2 separate regions of the Homo sapiens genome follow, and region 1 is linked to region 2. Evidence: chromatin loops called from intact Hi-C (ENCODE). Cell type or tissue: ascending aorta. All regions are shown on one strand. Each heading gives the region's core, and the rest is flanking DNA. Links, peaks and the distances in the headings are about the cores only.

What was found. Peaks named below come from ENCODE experiments on the same cell type or tissue, not always from the same donor. Only the 100,000 strongest peaks of a DNase experiment are listed, where the experiment ranks them.
Region 1: a loop joins it to region 2, with 2.7 times the contacts of the local background. A loop is called at or near these places in 2 of 110 quality-filtered maps.

What each region holds. Positions count from the first base shown.
Region 1 is chr1:115,279,872-115,289,045 of GRCh38, forward strand. NGF (nerve growth factor) reads right to left here. Exons shown (of 3, transcript NM_002506.3): 3 at 6,046-6,936. The coding sequence starts at 6,924. The coding sequence ends at 6,199. It overlaps NGF-AS1 (NGF antisense RNA 1), which reads left to right and starts at 3,163. Exons shown (of 2, transcript NR_157569.1): 1 at 3,163-3,369. In ascending aorta, for the core only: no CTCF peak of the experiment used is centred there; DNase peaks (open chromatin) are centred at 3,170, 3,552, 4,100 and 4,560; H3K4me3 peaks cover 1,761 bases; H3K27ac peaks cover 3,911 bases.
Region 2 is chr1:115,429,194-115,438,367 of GRCh38, forward strand. No RefSeq gene overlaps it. Among named protein-coding and RNA genes, the nearest start is that of NGF, 96 kb to the left of the region's middle. RefSeq lists an enhancer at 2,414-2,914. In ascending aorta, for the core only: no CTCF peak of the experiment used is centred there; DNase peaks (open chromatin) are centred at 1,792 and 4,518; H3K27ac peaks cover 1,671 bases.

The DNA.
Region 1 (9,174 bases), core at 815-8,814, 150 kb before region 2:
CTCTGCCTGGGTGTCAACTCGTCAATGTGCCATTTCTGCAAAAAGGAAAATGGACCTGCTGTTTCTTGCTGTTATTGTCTGAAAAGTCAGTGCCCAGATGCCAAGCCCAGAGCCTTGCTGTGCACTCGGGAAACCGTTATTGCCAGCCTCTGCAGACCCTCAGGAATGAGCTCTGCTTGCAACAGCCTTCTCCTGGCAAGAGTTAACACTAAGGTGCAGCTGAAGGAATGTGAAGACTGGAGAGCCAGTTTGGGGGATTGCTATTGCAATCAGAAGACAGCCCAAGTCAGAGTTCCAAAGCCCTTTGAAGGGATGCCAGCTCAGACACATGTTTCCAATTATCATATGCAATCTCGAGACAGTGTGCAAGTTGCACTTTCATTATGTCAAAGTGAAAGGAATGGTGGGGGCGAGATAAAGGGGAGAGGCCGCTAAGCTGGAGGCTGCACTTAGCTGTGGCACCAAACGTTAGCCAAGGCGCCGGGCTGGCCTCTCCAACCCAAGTCTCCCCCTGGAGCCAGGGGTGCATGGTACGTACTCTGAGAGCCTTTTTTTTCTTCTTGTTTTGGGGATCGAGGAAACCCAGCTGATATGGCTGGAGGAGGCCCCATCTTCAGGAAGATATTTGACCAGCTCTTTGGTGTTTGGTCTTAACAGAGACAAGATTTTGTGAAAACCATATGGGGACTTTAACTGTGTCTTCCTACAGGATTTCACAGGGTTATTCTCTGAATTCTTCTAAGGTCTGTAATTGCAGGAGAAACTAACTCCTCTGCCAGTTGTAGCTCAGAATGAAGTGAGAGAACAGACAGAGACTCTCAATTCTATTAGCGGTCTCTCTCCCATTGGGGCTGGGCAGCCTCTTGGTTGGATTTTACCTTGTTCATAATTCTGGAGTAAGTCTCAGCACAGGACAATAATTTCACTCAACTTATTTTCCGCACGTAGTTCAAAATCGTTTCCTCCAGGAAGTCTTTCCTGGCTTACTCTTTCCATTGGATTACTTCTTACTACTGTAGCCATTGTTTAGAATGTTTATTGGATGGATTTGTATGTTGCACTGTGCTTTTAAGTCAGTGGGTGGGTGCATGTGAGTGTAGAATGTGCACTTCTTGGCTGCTTCTTAGCTTCCAGGGGTTATTCACACATATACACACACACATAAGCACACACACTATCCTTGTGTGTGTATGTTTGTATATTGTGTCTATTTCTGTGCATATATGTATATGTAGCTGTGTGTACTGTATATTTACATATGTTTCATATACAATGATTTATTATGTACCAAACATTGGACCAAATGCCTTACAATACAATGAAGTAGGTTCTCTTATTTTCACCTACATTTTACATGTAAGAAAACTGCAGTGCAGAGAGAGAAGTAATTTGTCCAGTGTCACTCAGCCAAGCTATGGGTGAGGCCAGGCTTTATCCCTGATGGTCTGATCTTGCTCTTGATACCAGCCTCTGAAAATTACCCAGATGTGTCACATGCCTCAGGGAGGACCCTGTTTTCAACTGAGACCATTAACGCATTTATGGCTAACACAAGGTAGGTGCGGGGATAGGAGGAGATAGGCTGTGGATGGTGGGGATGGAGAAAAAGATGGAAACTAAGTTCTGTCTTCCCTTCCTTAGGACATTGATTGCCTGCCACATGCAAGATTGGGTCCAGGTGCTGAAGAAACACAGATGTGCTGCATCCTTGACTTTAAGGAGCATCCCTGGGTTGGAGGGATTCTCTGCAGGCTGCTGTGGTGGAGGGAAGATTTGCCCAACTTACTCTTGGCGCTGGACCCCCTGAGCCATCTTCACACACCCAGGTGAACTTTGGGAAGGTAACAGCTTTTCAGTTGCAAACCCAAGTGAATTAGAGCAAAACAGATCCCACGTGCTTGACACATGGAAACTTTCAGAGCCAATGGTTTATAAACTTACCAAGAGCTGGGGGAGTAAACACATCCCAGGGAACTGTGGAGCACTTCTCTGGCATTGATACACATAAGCAGAAAGCACAGCCTTCCCCGACACTTGCCTTAAGATAGTCTTTTGTCTTAGAACCCAGAGGCTTACCTGAGCTAAACCACATAAAGTGCTTAGTGCGATGCCTTGAACATACCAAGCTCTTAATAAACGCTAAGGTCACTATTAGCATTGCTTGTCATGGAATAAACCTAGGATACATCTATAAAACTGTCCATAATCTTCCTTGCCTTGTGGAAAGTTGTTCCACTATTCCAACATCCTTTTAGGGGTTCTCAGCTAATCTACCTTTCAAAACGAAAATTTATTATACACTTCTTAAGTGCTAGGTAGTTTTGTATATTTATGTGTATTATCTCATTAAATGATCTCTCAGCCCTCTGAGAAAAGCACTATTATCATCCATATTTCACAGATGAAGAAATCGTCAGAGTTTCCATATATCATTGTCAGAGATGTTAAGCAACTTGCTTAAGGTTACACAGCCTTAGCAGAAGTACTTGTTTGACTCCAAAGCCTACCATTATGCTGGAATCACTAGAATCCAGGTGGCCTATCTGAACCCGGATTCAGGCATCTGAAGCTGAATAGCTGCCATTCTTGCTTTTAACCTCCTGGTAAAAGCAGGCTATGCCTGATCTATCTATCTATCTATCTATCTATCTATCTATCTATCTATCTATCTATCAATCATCTATCTATCTGTCTATCTATCTATCTATCATGGCCTGGCTATGCCACATCTATATTCCATGATGTCCACTGACCAGAGGGTTTCCCTTATCCAATCCATACATGTGCCAATAAACAAACATTTAGTGAGCACCAACATAGTTGCTTCTCTCCTATAATCAACACAGGAATGGTTAAGTTTGGAATAAATTACTTTTCCTAACACTTGCATAGGACTGGACTGTTTGCTTTCAAATACTTGGTTTTGCTTCATGCTCACAACTCTGGGATATAGGAATGATTATTTTCATTTCACAGCTGCAAGAACCAAGCTCAAAGAGGAACTGCTGCTTGCCAAAGTTTCACAGATAGAAATGGGGGAGCTGGGGCCAGAACCCAGCTCTGCTGACACCAAGCCCAGAGTTTGTACCATGACACTGGGCTGCTCCCTCGGAGCTGGGTTTGGCTGATGACCTCAACTCTGAGCACCCGTTGCCTCCCACTGTTCCGTTCAGGCCTGTGCGAGAAAGACTCCCAGGCCCCTGGGTTCTCCATAGCCCACACTTCCACTCGGCTCCGCTTCTCTTGCCCAGCTGTCTCTCCTCCAAGGAGCGGACAGGGCGGACACGAGACCCGGGTGCCCTTTTGTCCTCTATTCCAGCTCTGGGCGGATCCTCCTCCCATGATGTGGATGATGCTGAGGAGAAAGTGGTAAGGCTTTTAGGAGGAACACTCCTGATTCACGGAAATGAAAATAGCTGCTGGGTTGTTGCTGAAACTCTGTCCCCATGGTGGGCTTTCTATTAGCAGGGAAGGGGTCAGGCTGGCGCTCTGGTTGCTGGAGGGCGTCAGAGGGACAACTGAGTGTACCCCAGAGTCAGGCACCCTGCGGTCTCCCAGGCCGGGGCCTGAGCCTTGCTAGGAGGGCGGACAGCCAGGGCCGGCGCTAGTTTTCTTGGGCGTGGTGGAGGACGCCTTCCACCAAACGAAGTTGCCGAGAGGAGTCAGATCTGCTCTCACCTTTTGGGCTTTTGGGGAACCCAGGCAGAAAAATCTCAGTGAGGCACAGGAAGGAAAATTTTGCAAAATGTGCTGCTGCCGCTCCTCAGCAGAGTATAGTGGGCGGTTTGAAGCTGTTTTCTTGGTGTTCAAGTGGCTGGGGCCCTGGCGACCCCGGTCAGCCTTTCTGGGGCAGCCCGGGTGGGTCTGAAAGCCAGGGCTCCCCTCCGTGTGTGGGAGCAGAGCCCAAGCTGCGGAAACCACCGGGCGCGGGGTTGTTTTTGGAAGGCTCCGACGCCGATCAGCCAAACTGATATCCCTTATATTGTGTGAAAACATTGGCTCCCACGCTGGGACTCCAGTGTTTCCGCCTAGAGCAGATTTTGCCTTTGGGAAGGTGGTGGTGTTCCTGGGATGAGGGGCCCTCCTCTTACCGGACACGCAGGAGAGCAGCCCACATGGAAGTGAGGGCCTCAGCCTTCGTGCTCCCTCAGACGGTCCTCCCTCTCGGCTGCCCAGGGGAGCCAAAGACATTTTTTAGATGTCCCAGTGTCTTGCAGTGCCGCGGGCAGCACTCCAGGACCCTCTTTGTTGGTGTAGCTGCTCACAAGCCAACCTTCCTGATGGGGAGCTTCCTGAAGGCCTCCCTCTCCACTCCTCTCCCCACATCCCAGGCCCAAAGTCCAGTCCTAAGAGAAAAAAAGCCACCCAGAAACTTTGTAGGGGCACCTAGGACGGCTGAGACCACTGGCATTGGACCCCAGTAAAAGTCACAGACACAGATCACTGGGAGGGCTCCTCCCTGAGGCCTTTATCTCACTTAGAATCTCAGCACAGAATGTTCTAGCTGGTGTTTCTTGAGCATAAACCTTTATTCCAATTGCAGTGGCTCTGATAGAAAAAACAGGGCACATTTCATCATACTTCTACCCTAATCAAATGGCTCTCATGCCAAAGCTCCCTACGTTTCTAATTTGCCCTATTTGGATGGCGTTGGAGGTGGGGCCGGACAGCGAGAATTACAGAGGGAATGAATAAGACCATTTGCTCTTTTCTCGGATGGACAATTTGGGCCTGTTCTCTTGAAAACCAGTGTAGGCATTTCATCCTCGGGGGGAGACAGGATGGATAGGAGGGGAAATTTTCTGTCTTAATATAAGTGCTCTGTCTGGGGGAATATTGTGGCTTCAAGGAAAATACAAAATGAAAGTTGCAGGGGAAGGGGGTCGTGTGAGGCTGGGTGGAGCCCTGCTGCAGGCTGAACCCTGGAGTCCCTCTGTCACCTTCACTCCTAAGATGCTCTGGATGGAGTCAGTGTTTATTAGCACATCCAAAAAGCCCCACAAGAACCACCCAGGTTGCTAACTTTCCTGGAGGCTGGAGAGTGCTGGTAAAGATGAGAGATCACACCTCCCTCCTCCTCCTGCTCTGTCCTCCCCTCCCCTTCTTCACATCCACCTCTGGCCTTCTCTTTGTCATCCTTGTTTCATTTCCCCTGTTTGGGAGAAGCAGAAAGCCGTGGTTTCCTGCCGGCCCACCTGTCCTCCACATCTCCAGGTTTATTTGGTTCTTACTCCATTTACTTAGTCTTTCTGCCCCACCCTCTTCTCTGCAGGTCCCACGGCCCCAGTCACCTTTGGTCACTTATGGAAATCATCCAATTAAGAATAAAAATATTTTCAGAAGTTCTCTCCCGTCTCTGGCTTCCCTGGCTGTGGGCTGATGGTGGGGCCCCTGGAAGTTGCTACTGTGGCTGTTAGTGGGTTGCAAGAGTGTCGGAGGCACTAATGTTTTCTTGGGGTAATGAAGTCTTTCTGCAGGAGGCTGCTGAGGGATAAAACGAGTACTAAGGCCAGCTGAACATGAAACCAGATCTACTTTGACAGGCCTCGTGAGATTACTCTGTTACAACTCTTCCAGACAGCACATCTCCCTCTACAAATGAGCAGCTCACAGATCTTTGGTACAAGCCTCTTCCTGTCTATCGAGTGCCCCCAGGACTGAGACTGTGCCTCTGAGGCCAGGGCAGCCCCATGCCCAGTGGTGATCTGCCTCCTGATGAGGCTCCACTAACTTCTCCAAGGGAGGAGACCAGGGCCCATGCTTCCAGGCCGTGGGCAGGTAATCCAATGATTAGGTAGCTTTGGCTCTGGAATGTAGAACAAAGTTGCAATCCAGCAGGCTTCCTTTGCTAATCATGCCTGGCTTAGGCTAATATCTGAAACCAGTTAGCCTTTCCTGAAGTTGCAGCACTGGCTGGGGGTGGGGTAAGGGTTACAGGTGGGCCTTAGAAGGAGCCAGGGGGTGCTTCAGACAATTCCCCCTGCATCTTCCTCAGACTTGCAGATGATTTTACTCAAAAAAAATAACCAGCATCAGCACACAGGATGCTTCCAAAAATTTAATAAATAATGATTCTTTAAAACTGTATAAACTATAAATTACCATGCAGTCCTTATAATTTAAAATAATTTACAGGTTGAGGTAGGGAGGGGCCCAGGAGAGTGTAGAAGGGGCAGGGGGAGGGAGCGTGTCGGCAGGTCAGGCTCTTCTCACAGCCTTCCTGCTGAGCACACACACACAGGCCGTATCTATCCGGATAAACCGCCAGGCAGCCTGCTTGCCATCCATGGTCAGCGCCTTGACAAAGGTGTGAGTCGTGGTACAATATGAGTTCCAGTGCTTTGAGTCAATGCCCCGGCACCCGCTGTCAACGGGATTTGGGTCCCGGCACTTGGTCTCAAAAAAGTACTGTTTGAATACACTGTTGTTAATGTTCACCTCTCCCAACACCATCACCTCCTTGCCCTTGATGTCTGTGGCGGTGGTCTTATCCCCAACCCACACGCTGACACTGTCACACACCGAGAATTCGCCCCTGTGGAAGATGGGATGGGATGATGACCGCTTGCTCCTGTGAGTCCTGTTGAAGGGGGCAGCACCACCGACCTCGAAGTCCAGATCCTGAGTGTCTGCAGCTTCACGGGGAGGCTGGGTGCTAAACAGCACACGGGGTGAACGGAGTCGCCGCTTTTTAAACAGCCTGGGGTCCACAGTAATGTTGCGGGTCTGCCCCGCCACGCGTGCAGCTATCGCCGCTGCCGGGGCGCTGCGGGCTCTGCGAAGGGCAGTGTCAAGGGAATGCTGAAGTTTAGTCCAGTGGGCTTGGGGGATGGTGTGTCCTGCAGGGACATTGCTCTCTGAGTGTGGTTCCGCCTGTATGCCGATCAGAAAAGCTGTGATCAGAGTGTAGAACAACATGGACATTACGCTATGCACCTGGAATGAAAAAGAAATGAGGGTGACTTCATGGAGTACTAAATGCAGTCAAAAGGCAGTTTCTGGGTCCCTCAGAGTTGACCTCCCAAGGGGATCACGAAGAGGTTTCATTCAAACCGGGGCACTTCTGAGAGGGAAAGGGTGTGCTAGCAATGGTTATACCGGGACAACAGGCGTAACCCGGGGCTGACTCAGGCAGTATGGATGTGTGGTCACCCCATCCGAGCTTCTCCAGGAAGTGACAGAGCCCCTGAAATTTTGCCCAGTAGTTCGATATGAGCTTGGAGACATCACTTACAGAGTCCTTTGAGTTCTCTGAAGCTTAAGGCGGCTGAGGGAGGTGGTAAGTGTCCATGTGTGTACCAGGGAGGCCGGTGGGGAGAGTTTAACATCTCTCCCTGGCACTTGTGCCTTGATGTGATGGTGCCGTCCTGCTCAACAGTTTTGAATCCTCTGGGAAGGCACGGGGAAGATCTGCTGGGGACATGTCTTGAAGCCTCAGAACTGGGTACCCCCTTTCAGACAGTGCACTGGGTCAGCTCTAAGATCTGGTGACTCGGAGCCCTTGTTATGAATTCACAAAGCGTCATGTTTGGCAAAAACCTTGTGGCTCTGGGACCATCTTAGTCCAGGCACCTCTTCAGACGCTACCCCACATATATAAATGTGGACCACATAATAGTTCCTCTTTGTGTGATGTTTTTAAAATGTGTTCACTTCTATCTTCTCATGAGTCTGTGAGTTCAATTAGGATTTATCATATTTATTTCACATATAAGGAAACTGATTCACAGAAAATGAACTAACACTAAAGCACTGAAGTCACAAATGAAAACTGAACCAGAAATAGAATCCAAAGTTGACCCCTTACTAAGCTAGTGTCCTTCCATCCACCCTTCCTTCTTTTCTCCCTCCCTTTCTCTTTCACTCTTAAGCATGTCTTTTCTTTTTATTGTTTGTTCTTATGTGACTATAGATCAAATGGTATGGCTCTAACTGTCCCCAAGAGGACTCCATACTGCACTGCAGTTACCCCACAAATAATCCCCCAACTTGGTCAAGTAATTGTGGAATTAGTTCTGCTCCTGGAGGGCCTCTCACTGGCCTCCGCGGAGCTCCTATGCATACTTGTAGATGTGTAGCAAACGTCAGCTCCTCTGTAAAGCTTCCATAGATCTTCCTGGTAGGATCAGAAATATCTCTTGTAAGAGTGCTCTACAAACTTCCAATTCTATCCTTTCTCCCATCTCTCCTTCCCACTCTTATGGGTCATTCTGCTCCGTTTCCACACAGATACGACCTAGTCCTCGAAGCCTTCTCAGATCACTCCAATCAAAAATGATCTTTTGCCATTCTGCACTTCAGAATAGCGTAATTGTATGTGCATATGTGTGTGTTCATGTGAGTGTGAGTGTGTGTGTTCTCTCCTACTAAATCAGTGTAATGACAAGAACTCTGCATTGGGTCTGGGGGTTAGAAAATCGTGTTTGGATTCCTACTCCACTACTTGTTAGCAGAAGAAACCCATTTAATTTCCCAGAGCCTTAGCGTTCCCATTGATCGGAGGTGGGCAAAAAACACTATCTCCCAGAGTAGTTGTTAGGATGAAGTAGGTTCTCACAAAATTTGTGTAAATCATGAGTTATTTCTGTCTCCTTGTGGTCAAGGACTTTGTCTTTTGTGCTTTCTACTGCTGGTTTTACCTCTCTCAGACCTCCTTCAAAGCCATTTTTATTGTCTCACCCTGACTGTGAGATACTCGAGGGTGGAGCCGTGTCTCATCCACTTGTGTATCTGGGCACTCCATCCCTTGTATTCCACAGCAGTTTGTGCATAACCCTATCACCTCTCCTAGGGTTGTGGATAATCATTAACTTGTCTGTCTCCCTGAGAGGGCTTTGCAAGCTGCACAATTTGCATTTCAATATTTCCAGGGCCAGTTGCCGTGTCTGGCATGTAGTAGGTACTCAAAAAATTTAAGGAGAATGAATGAAAGAAAGAATGAATGAGAGTGGCAAGAGAAGCTCACCATCTGCCTTCTTTCCATCACAGTGTGTGGTTTCTTTTGGCCTTTGTGCATATGGCTACACACTGCTTTTCTAATCTGTTTTAAGGCAACACATTCTTCTCCTCCATACTGTGCTTTTATTCAGCTGGAAATAGACAGCTCTTTGGTGAGATACCAAGAAGGAAATCACCAAATTCTTTTCTCTTTGGTTTCTTTGAAGAATGTTTCTG
Region 2 (9,174 bases), core at 874-8,873:
GCATTTATTCAGGTGCTCAAAGATGCCATCAGGGACTAGGTTCTCCCTTTGTGCTCCAGCATCCTAGTGTACTGACTTCCTTCTCTCACTCTTGGCTCGTGGTCACAAGTAGGCTGTTGCAAGGAGATATGTTGGATATGGAAGTTATGTCTCCCTTCCATGCAAGAAGAAGGGGAAATGGGCAAAAGTCCCTCTTTATTCTTCATTAGCTGGAACAGATGAGTCACTTGCCCACAATGTGACGAAGTGGCCAAAAGGAATGAGATTAGCACAGGTCATTTAGACCAGTCATAAGTCATCCATTGGAGTTGGGTCTATACCCTTCTAATATCAAGTGATCTCTGCTTTTAATGGAATACTTTGGGGTTCAAGCAGAAGGAAAGTGTCATATGGGAGATGATTGTTGTCTTGGTCCATGCAGGTTGCTATAATAAAATACTGCAGACTGGGTAGCTTACAGGCAACAGAATTTCATTGCTCACAGTGCCTGCAGATTTGGTGTCTGGTGAGGGCCCACTTCCTTCATAGATGGACATCTGCTCACTGTGCCCTCACATGATGGAAGGGGCTAGCTAGTTCTCTGCAATATTTTTATAGGGGCACTCATTCCATTAGTGAAGTCTCTGCCTCATGATCACCCCCAAAGGCCCCACCCCTAATACCATTACCTTGGGGGTAAGATATCAACATATAATTTGGGAGGGGGTAGGGGCACAAACATTCAGAGTATAACAGTTGTTGTGGAAGCAAAGATCAAAATCTGCTGCACTCACACAATCAGCTGCTTGCTGGGCCTCTCTGACACACCAAGAATCATCCTTAACACTTTACTTTCTCTTACCTCCATATCCAGCAATCACCGAGGCTGATTCATTTCTGTCTTGTGACTATCCCTCTGTTCTGCCTTGTTTCTCCCCTCCCATTCTCTTTCTCCATTCTCTGCTATAGCTGTCTCCAGTCCACTCCACTCTCCATTTCTCACACAATCCCTGGAAGGATCCTGCAGAAACTCAAATTTCACCCCACAACTCCCCGGGCTTAAATTTTCCAGTAGCCACTCACTGGCTACAGACTAAACTCTTGTGTGTGAAATCTAAACCCCTTTATGATGTGACTTCTGTCTTTCATCCACTAACCAGCAAAACCACATTATTGTAAGTTACACACACACACATACACACTCCTTCCCTCTCTCTTTCTCTCTCTCTCCTCTCTCTTTCTCTCTTTATGCCTCTATTCCCTCTTTCCAGACACACTTTCTTTTCCTTTTTGTCTGTCCTACCTTAAAATTTAGTTCCGTCTTCAAAAACCCCCTTCCCTGCCTATTCCCCAGTTCTGACTTAGGCCCTCTCCTATGTCTGCCCTGCAAACTTGTCATGCTTCCACCAGCACAAATGTTCTAAGCTATTCCAGTTCCTTGTCTATATGCCTGTTCCCCATTACCCTGTGTTCTGCCTGAGAATAAGGGCCATATCTTGCTCACCTTTGCAAGCCCAGTGTCTCACCCACTGACTGCCACAAAGTAAATACTCTTGTAAATAAATATAAAATAAAATCCTAAATCAGCTCAACACGAGAAATTTGAAATGAGTCTTTAAAAAATCTTTTACATCGGGGATGGCCATAAAATTTCATTAATATGTTTCATCCAGATTAACCAATAAATGTCTCCTGTCATAGTGTGCATTGTTAGAAGATTAATTGGTTGTTAAGTTGGGTTTCCAAGGACACATGATGAGTCACCGACAGATGAGTAAGGCAGCACATACTCCTGGGATGAAAGAGCAAGGCGACAGCGTTGAGGTCTTGCACCATCTTCATGACAGCAACAGTGGCCAGCTATTGGATGCTTACATCGTGAAAGCACTTTGTGTACCTTTTTAATTGAATTCTCACTATAACCTCATGAAGTAGGTGTTTCTACTAGCTTCATTCCACATGTGAGAAGACTAAGGCCAGAGAGTATGAGTTTCTTACCTTCATACAGCCAAGAGGAAACAGAGCCAAGACTAAAACCCAGATTTTCTGATTCCAAAGCCTATACCTCTAACTGCTCTATTCTCTTAACTTACCCAGGATTGAGAACTCCTGGAGTGAGAGAGTCTCCAACATCTCAAAAGAGGTAGAGATAGAAGTAAAGAGAATAGTCCTGCTATGGAACCACAAAAATTAAACATTAAATTAAATTCAAAAGAAGAAGTAAAGAGAGAAAGATTGAGATTAGGATTTTAGGGAACACTGAAGTTTAGCCTGAGCATAATTAGATGTATTCTCCTTCATAAGAACCCCAAGCATGACTGAATGATGGTTATCAAGCGCGTGGAGATCTCTGTGTGTATGTGAGTGAAAATCTGAGGACTTTTCTGCCTGGGGTTTCAAAAAGTGCTTTTGAAAAGTGGTAATGTTTTAGCTCAGCGCTTCTCAGACTTGAATGTGCACAGGGATTACCTGAGATGGAGATCTTGTCAAAGTGCAGACTGAAGCCCGCTGCAGCAGAGCCCTTGGGAGGGCCCGTCACCACTGACCTGTACAGACCCTCCGCTATGTGTGCCATTCACCCTCCCATGGCGGTGCTTCGCGAGAATGTTGGCTGTCTCAAGTGTTCTGTGCCTGAAGGGAGAAGGGACCTGCGCTTCATAAGTGATGCTTAGTTTTCTCCATATCTCCCTCCTATAGAAAACAGAAATCTGTGCATTTACCACAGTCATTCTGTGAAATAAGTAAACCCTCAAACCTGATTAGCCCACCGACCTCCAATGCTGGCTATTACTTCACGCTTTCATCACCCAGGAAAGTCTCCTGAAATAGAGGGGCCTGATAGGTGTTCCCTGAGCTGAAAAGCAGCTGAGTGTGGCGTCAGGGGCATGAGGGCAGGACCAGACACCAATACTGGGCACCCCGGCTCCTGACCAGGGCTCCGCAGCCTCCTCACCCTTGTGCTCCTTGGTGCTCCAGGGCAGGGCTTTCCTGCCAGGTGCAGCTGGGCCACTGCTCTGCTGGATGCACTGTACTCAAGTCCCCGATCTGCTCCTAAGTGTCCCATCGAGGACAAGAGCCCTGCAGGCTTGCAGCAACGTCAGCCAGTTAATGCCACACCCTTCCCAGGCACTCCCTTCCACGTGGAGTCCTCCATGACCTCTGTGGACAGCACTGTTTTTTCCTCAGCTGAGGCTCTTCCTGCTATATCCTTCTTGCTTCTTGCAACATCCTCTCCTCCCACACACTCTGTTTCTATTTCCCTCCTTGAAATCTTTGTCCTGGTCTTTGCTTTTCCCTCGTACTTTTCAGTCATCCTTTCTCTAATGACACCAAAGACCGAGCCATCTGGCCACAGGTGACCTATAGTTTGGGGCATAATTTGAGGCTATGGAATTCAAACATTCAGAGATCACAGGACGTTTTGAGGGGATAAATACTGGATGAGTTGCACCAAGGAATGGAGGAAGGAAAGATATATTTATTGAGTTCCAACTGCCCACTAGTCACGGGTGCTAGTTGTTTTCACTTGCTTACCTCTGAGAGGGAAATGGAAGCCCCAGGAGGCACAGAGGCTCACCGTGGTGTGCAGGGATTGCCTGCGGCCTTTGCTTCAATAACAGTAAATTCATCCTCTACACTTTGGCATATACATATGTTCTTGAGGGCTTCTTGGCTTCATGGTGACACCAGCAACATGTACCTGCTCTAAGTCTTAGTTTCATCCTCTGCAAAATGGGGCAATAACAGTGTCTACTTCACATATTTAGCACAATATGTGGTTTATAATAAACACTTAATAGTACCAATTAGTACTATTGGTGCTGCTGCTGTGTTATCATCATTATAACTGGTGCTCAAGACAAAATCATTACTAATAGGCTCCATTTGTTCATTCAACAAGTATTTATCGAGCACCTGATATGGTTTGGCTCTATGTACTCACCCAAACTTCATCTTGAATTATAATCCTGTAGTTCCTACCTGTTGTGGGAGGGACCAAGTGGGAGATAATTTGAATCATGAGGGCGGTTTCCCCCATACTGTTCTCGTGGTAGTGAATAAGTCTCACAAGATCTGATGGTTTTATCAGGGGTTTCTGCTTTTGCATCTTCCTCATTTTCTCTTGCTGCCACCATGTAAGAAGTGCCTTTGGCCTCCTGCCATAATTCTGAGGCCTCCCCAGCCATGTGGAACTGTAAGTCCAACTAAACCTATTTTTCTTCCCAGTCTTGGGTATGCCTTTATCAGCAGTGAAAAAATGGACTAATACAGCACTGAACTCTGTGCCAGGCGTTATCTGATGTAGAACAGTTACACCAGTCATGGAACTTACATTCTAGTCAGTGGGGGGAGAATAAATAAAGAAACAGGGCAATTTCTGGCAGTGAAAGGCACTCCAAAGGAACTAAAATTTTAAAAAATGGGCCGAAGAGGCTGGGGCTTCCAGTAGAGAGGGCTGCTTTGACTTGGGGTCAGGGAAAGCATTTCCAAGAAGCATGAGTGAGCCAAGACATGAATGATGACAAGGAGCCTGGCAAGCCGAGACCTAGGAAAGCGCACTCCAGCAACGGGAACGGCCAGCGAAAGGTCCTGAGATGGGAATGCACTTAGCATGTCAAATATGTTTCCCTAATTCCAGAAACTTTCTTACATGAAGAAGGAAGAAGTAGTACTTACAGAGGCTACAGGCACAGACTCTGGAGCCAATACTGCCTGGTTTCATCTCCAGACTGTGACCTTGAGAACGTTATCCAACCCTCTATGCCTGTTTCCTGATCTGCAAATTAGGAAGATGATAGTGAATATGAAATTAATTACACATGAAAGTAGTTAGAACTGCTCTTGGCATGTAACAAGCAGAGAAAACTACTGCTGTTATAATTGTGATGAGTGTGTAATGAATAGATATAAATCACTTGAACAATTCCTGGAAATAATAAGCAGTCAACAAGAGTTAGCTGTTGTTATTGGAGCCTAGCACCTTGTGGGTTTTCGACAGGGTACACACAGAATGAGGGGATCCCTTTGTTTCCTTGTGACGCCCTTCCATTTTGATCAGTGTAGTGGAAGGATTCAGCACATCATTTTACCATTTAACTTAAACATGTATCAATATAATCTCTGTGGTCAGGGTGACTTTCATTTATCATTAGGTCTGCCTTTCTGAATGCAAATAATCCTTTAAAAAATAAAAGAAAAAAACCAGAATTACAAAATTTAGGGTGTTATTTTAGAAACCAACCACTTTTTGCCCAATGATTTAACTACTGTTTCCTTATTGCTAACTTGCAAAGAGTGGACGTAATTTCTTTATTTCCTTCATCATTTCCTGAAGCTACTCATTCCTTTAGGAGGTGAGGTGCTGGGGAGAGAAGGTCAGTTCAACTTTGGTCACCATGGAGTTTGGGCTGGTTTCAACTGCTTCCCATCAATGTTTTTCTGGCTTCTGTAAGTTATTACCTATGGGCTATTGGCCCTGGAGACACCATAGTTCATGGCTCACATGGTTTGTTCCCATGCCAGTCAGAAAGTGCAGATTCTCCCAAACAACCATCAAGAACTGGGTGTTATGGACTCAGGCCAAGAGGGTTCCAGCTGAGGCTACTATGGTGCAGGTCTACATTAGCAGGAGACCCTGGTGGTGTTCTTCTGCTTAGGGGACCCTACCCAGGGGTGGAGCCACCAGGCCTGGGCACCAGCACTCGTTGGGCAGCCTCCCATTCCAACTGCTTGGCCCTTCATAGGGAAACTGATTTTACAGTTTCTCTATTTGGGACATCAAGATAGGTTGCCATGGAAAAATGACATCTTCTAATTAAAAACACAGAGAGGTCACAAGTTTCCCAGAACAACTAGGGCACAGATCCTAAAGGGAAAGAAATGAAACATTTGAAAAGAAAAAAAAGAGTCAAACAAACCTCCAGGGCTGTGTCAGGCTGTAACTTTCCAAACCTGAATGAGATGCCTTGCATGGATGGGGGATGCTGAGAGGATAGTCTAAGTTCACCGCTGATGGATGCTGTTTTCAGCTGGCAAGGCCTCAGTCAGGCAGCAGATCTGGGATGCTCAGGAATATTGACCTAGGATGATTATTCTGAGCTATCATTTAAACTGTGCATTTCTGGATTTTCCTCCTGAGATGTGGGAGGGTAAACGGAAGGACAGAAATGAGAAATCAGAAGGCCACTAGTTCCAAAGGAGCACAATCCTGTTGCCCTCTGCCAATTTCCCTCCTTTGTACTGTACCTTGTACTTGTATTGACAATAACACCTGCGACCTGTGTCGTGCTTAATTGTGTCTCCCACACTGGGCTGTAGACTTCTCCAGGACAGGCACAATGTTATGTTTATTTCTGTATGGCCAGTGCCTAATATATTGTTTGGCACATAGAGCATGTACAGTAAATCCTTGTTGAATGAACATTAATAATAAGAAGAAGAGCTGTCATTTACTGAGGGCACTGGGTAGTGGGATATTATTCATCTTCTTTTACAGTAAAGAAACTTCAGTTCAAGGGGGGCAAAGCAACTCACATAAGTCCTTGGAACTAATAAATGACAGAGCTGGGACTTAGATCCAACACTGTCAGACTGCAACGCTCAAGAATAAATGGATCCCTGTGGGGCTCATTTTCTCTCACTCAGAGGCTGATTAACCAACATGTGGTTTGAGGGGCCCTTTGCTGTGGCTCCTTTTCCCTCTCATTGACCACTTCTTGGCACCCTCAAGTCTCCCAGTAAGCCCTGGACTAGAGAAAGTAAGAGAAACAAAAAATCTGCACTTAGTCTGGCTGCTTGGCCAAGGCTCATATAAAAAGGGAAGCTCACAATGGCAATTGGGTAAGGATGGGAAGTGGCAGTGGGTAAGGATGGGAAGCTCAGAGTGCCTTTCTTTCCCCTCTTCCTGCCCATCCCTGTGAGTGCCCCCCTCTCACATGCAGGAAGGTGTAATTCCACTCCTAGGACAATGAAGCAGCCACATAGGCACTACCAGCTGTGCTGATCAACCCCTTCTTTCTGGGGATTGGATTCAGAGTGGAATCCCACACTAGAAATTCATAACAATAAGATGAATGCTGTGCTGATATACCCCTTCTCCCTGGGGAGGTAGGGATCCTTAGCTTGGATTGAATTTAGAGTGGAATCCCACACTAGAAATTCATAATAATAAGATGAATATCGTGGTTCTCATTTAGCCAATACCATCATGTTGCACAGCTCTGAGCAACAGTGCATAGAATATGATGTGAATAGCACCCCTGAGAGCTGTGAAAGTTTTTGATGTGATCTTTCAACTTTCAAGTGTATTTTGTATTTTGCGTTGTAAGCAGTGGATAATAACGTTAGTAGCCTGTGGTCGTTTAGAAAGGCCTTTATGCACATTATTTCATTATTACCCTGTGAGGCAGGTAGCACTATTAACCCCCTTAGAGATGATGATGCTGAGGCTTTGAGAGATGCATCATCTTCTCTCTGTCAGAACTACTCAAAGTGTATTTCCACAGGCTGGAAATAGCAATATAAACCAGAAGCTTGTTAGAAATGCAAATGCCCAGGCCTCACCCTGGGCAGACTGAATCTGGGTGACAGGGCCCAGGATTCAGCTCTCCAGGAGGTTCCTGTGAGTGCTCAAGTTTCAGAAGCACTGCCCCAGGACACAGAATAATGGTCAGAGGCTGAATTCAAATTCAACCCTCCCTCTCTCACTCCAAGTTACCCTATGCTGGAGGTACTGAAAAAGGTGCAGAGGAAGGCCAAAACCTTGAATACAAATCATAGGACAGCTTTTATTTGTTGAGAGAATGTGAACTAGGCATTTACCCTCTTATTCCTCTAAAAAAGAATAGGCATACTATTTCAATTAACTTTACTGGGCAGTTGTGAAAACCAAATGAATTAATGTATGTTAAAGTACCTTGTAAACTGCTAAATACCAAACTGTTAAACACCATAAACTTTTGTTGTTTATTGTTATAATTACAGTAAATGTTAGATTATTATTTTATTTCAAACATAAAAAATAGAAACTAATGGGTAAAGTGAGTTTTAAAGTATCTAATTTCCCGGAAGTTTCCATTGCATAATCCTATTCTGGAAATACAAAATTATTGTCATGGAAAAGAAAATGAAGGTACACTGAGTGAGCCCAAGTTGGTGAACAATGACAACAATCATCACCATAATTGTTTGTGTATGAAGCAGAGGTGCCGCTCTGTCTACCCACAGAAGCGCAGCTGACAGAATGGACGGAATATAAGGTCAGACTCAGAACACCTGCATTCTCTCCAGGCTTCTCCACTGACGGGTTATTCGATCTCAGACAAGGCACTTCACCTCTCAGAGCCTCGTTCCTTGCTTGTAAATTTGAAATCATAATAATAACTACTTTAGAATAATAATGACTTATTTGATGTGAGTCTCAGTTAAGAGAATGTCTGTGAAAGTGCTCTGCAAACTGCAATTCACTGCACAAATGTTTTTTTTTTTTTGTTAAAGCTGGCTGACTTGTCTGTTATACTTTATTGTTGCTGCTTTTTTTATTATTATACTTTAAGTTTTAGGGTACATGTGCACAATTGCACAAATGTTAATTGTTCTAGTCGCTGTTGTTATTTACAGTAGGAGAGACTAAAAGGCTCTGAACAAAGAAAACAATGGCTTATAATGGAACTCTTGAGACCTGCTAGCAGTAAGGCTAGGAAAGTAAAAAGACAAGAGGGGAAAAAGCTCTTTAGCTCTCCAGACACTGAGCAGTGCAGGGCAGCTCTCTTGGGTTTGAGGGTGGGTGAGGAAGCCCAGAGCCCGAAAGGCTGCAGGTGTTGCTTCAGAGAAGGTCTCCTCCTGAGGGCCATGCAGCCACCTGATGTCAGAGGATCAGGCATTGGAACTCGGTGCAGCAGACCAGAGCATCCAGCTCAGTGCTATCACAGGCCTGGCCCAACAAGCCAGGACTCACTTTCACAACTTTTCACTTTCATCTCAAACGTAGACTTCGGATGTTATTTCCAAATGAGCTTATACAGTCACAGAGAAACTGATGGAACAAGATGTTACTCATACAACCTTAAAAGTATGTGTCTGATCATTAAGCTGTGTCACTTGGGCATCACCAGCGATTTTTTTTTTTTTAAATAAATCCTTGGGCTATGTTGTGCATTATCCAATTATACTTTTAAAATAAAATATTAATTTATT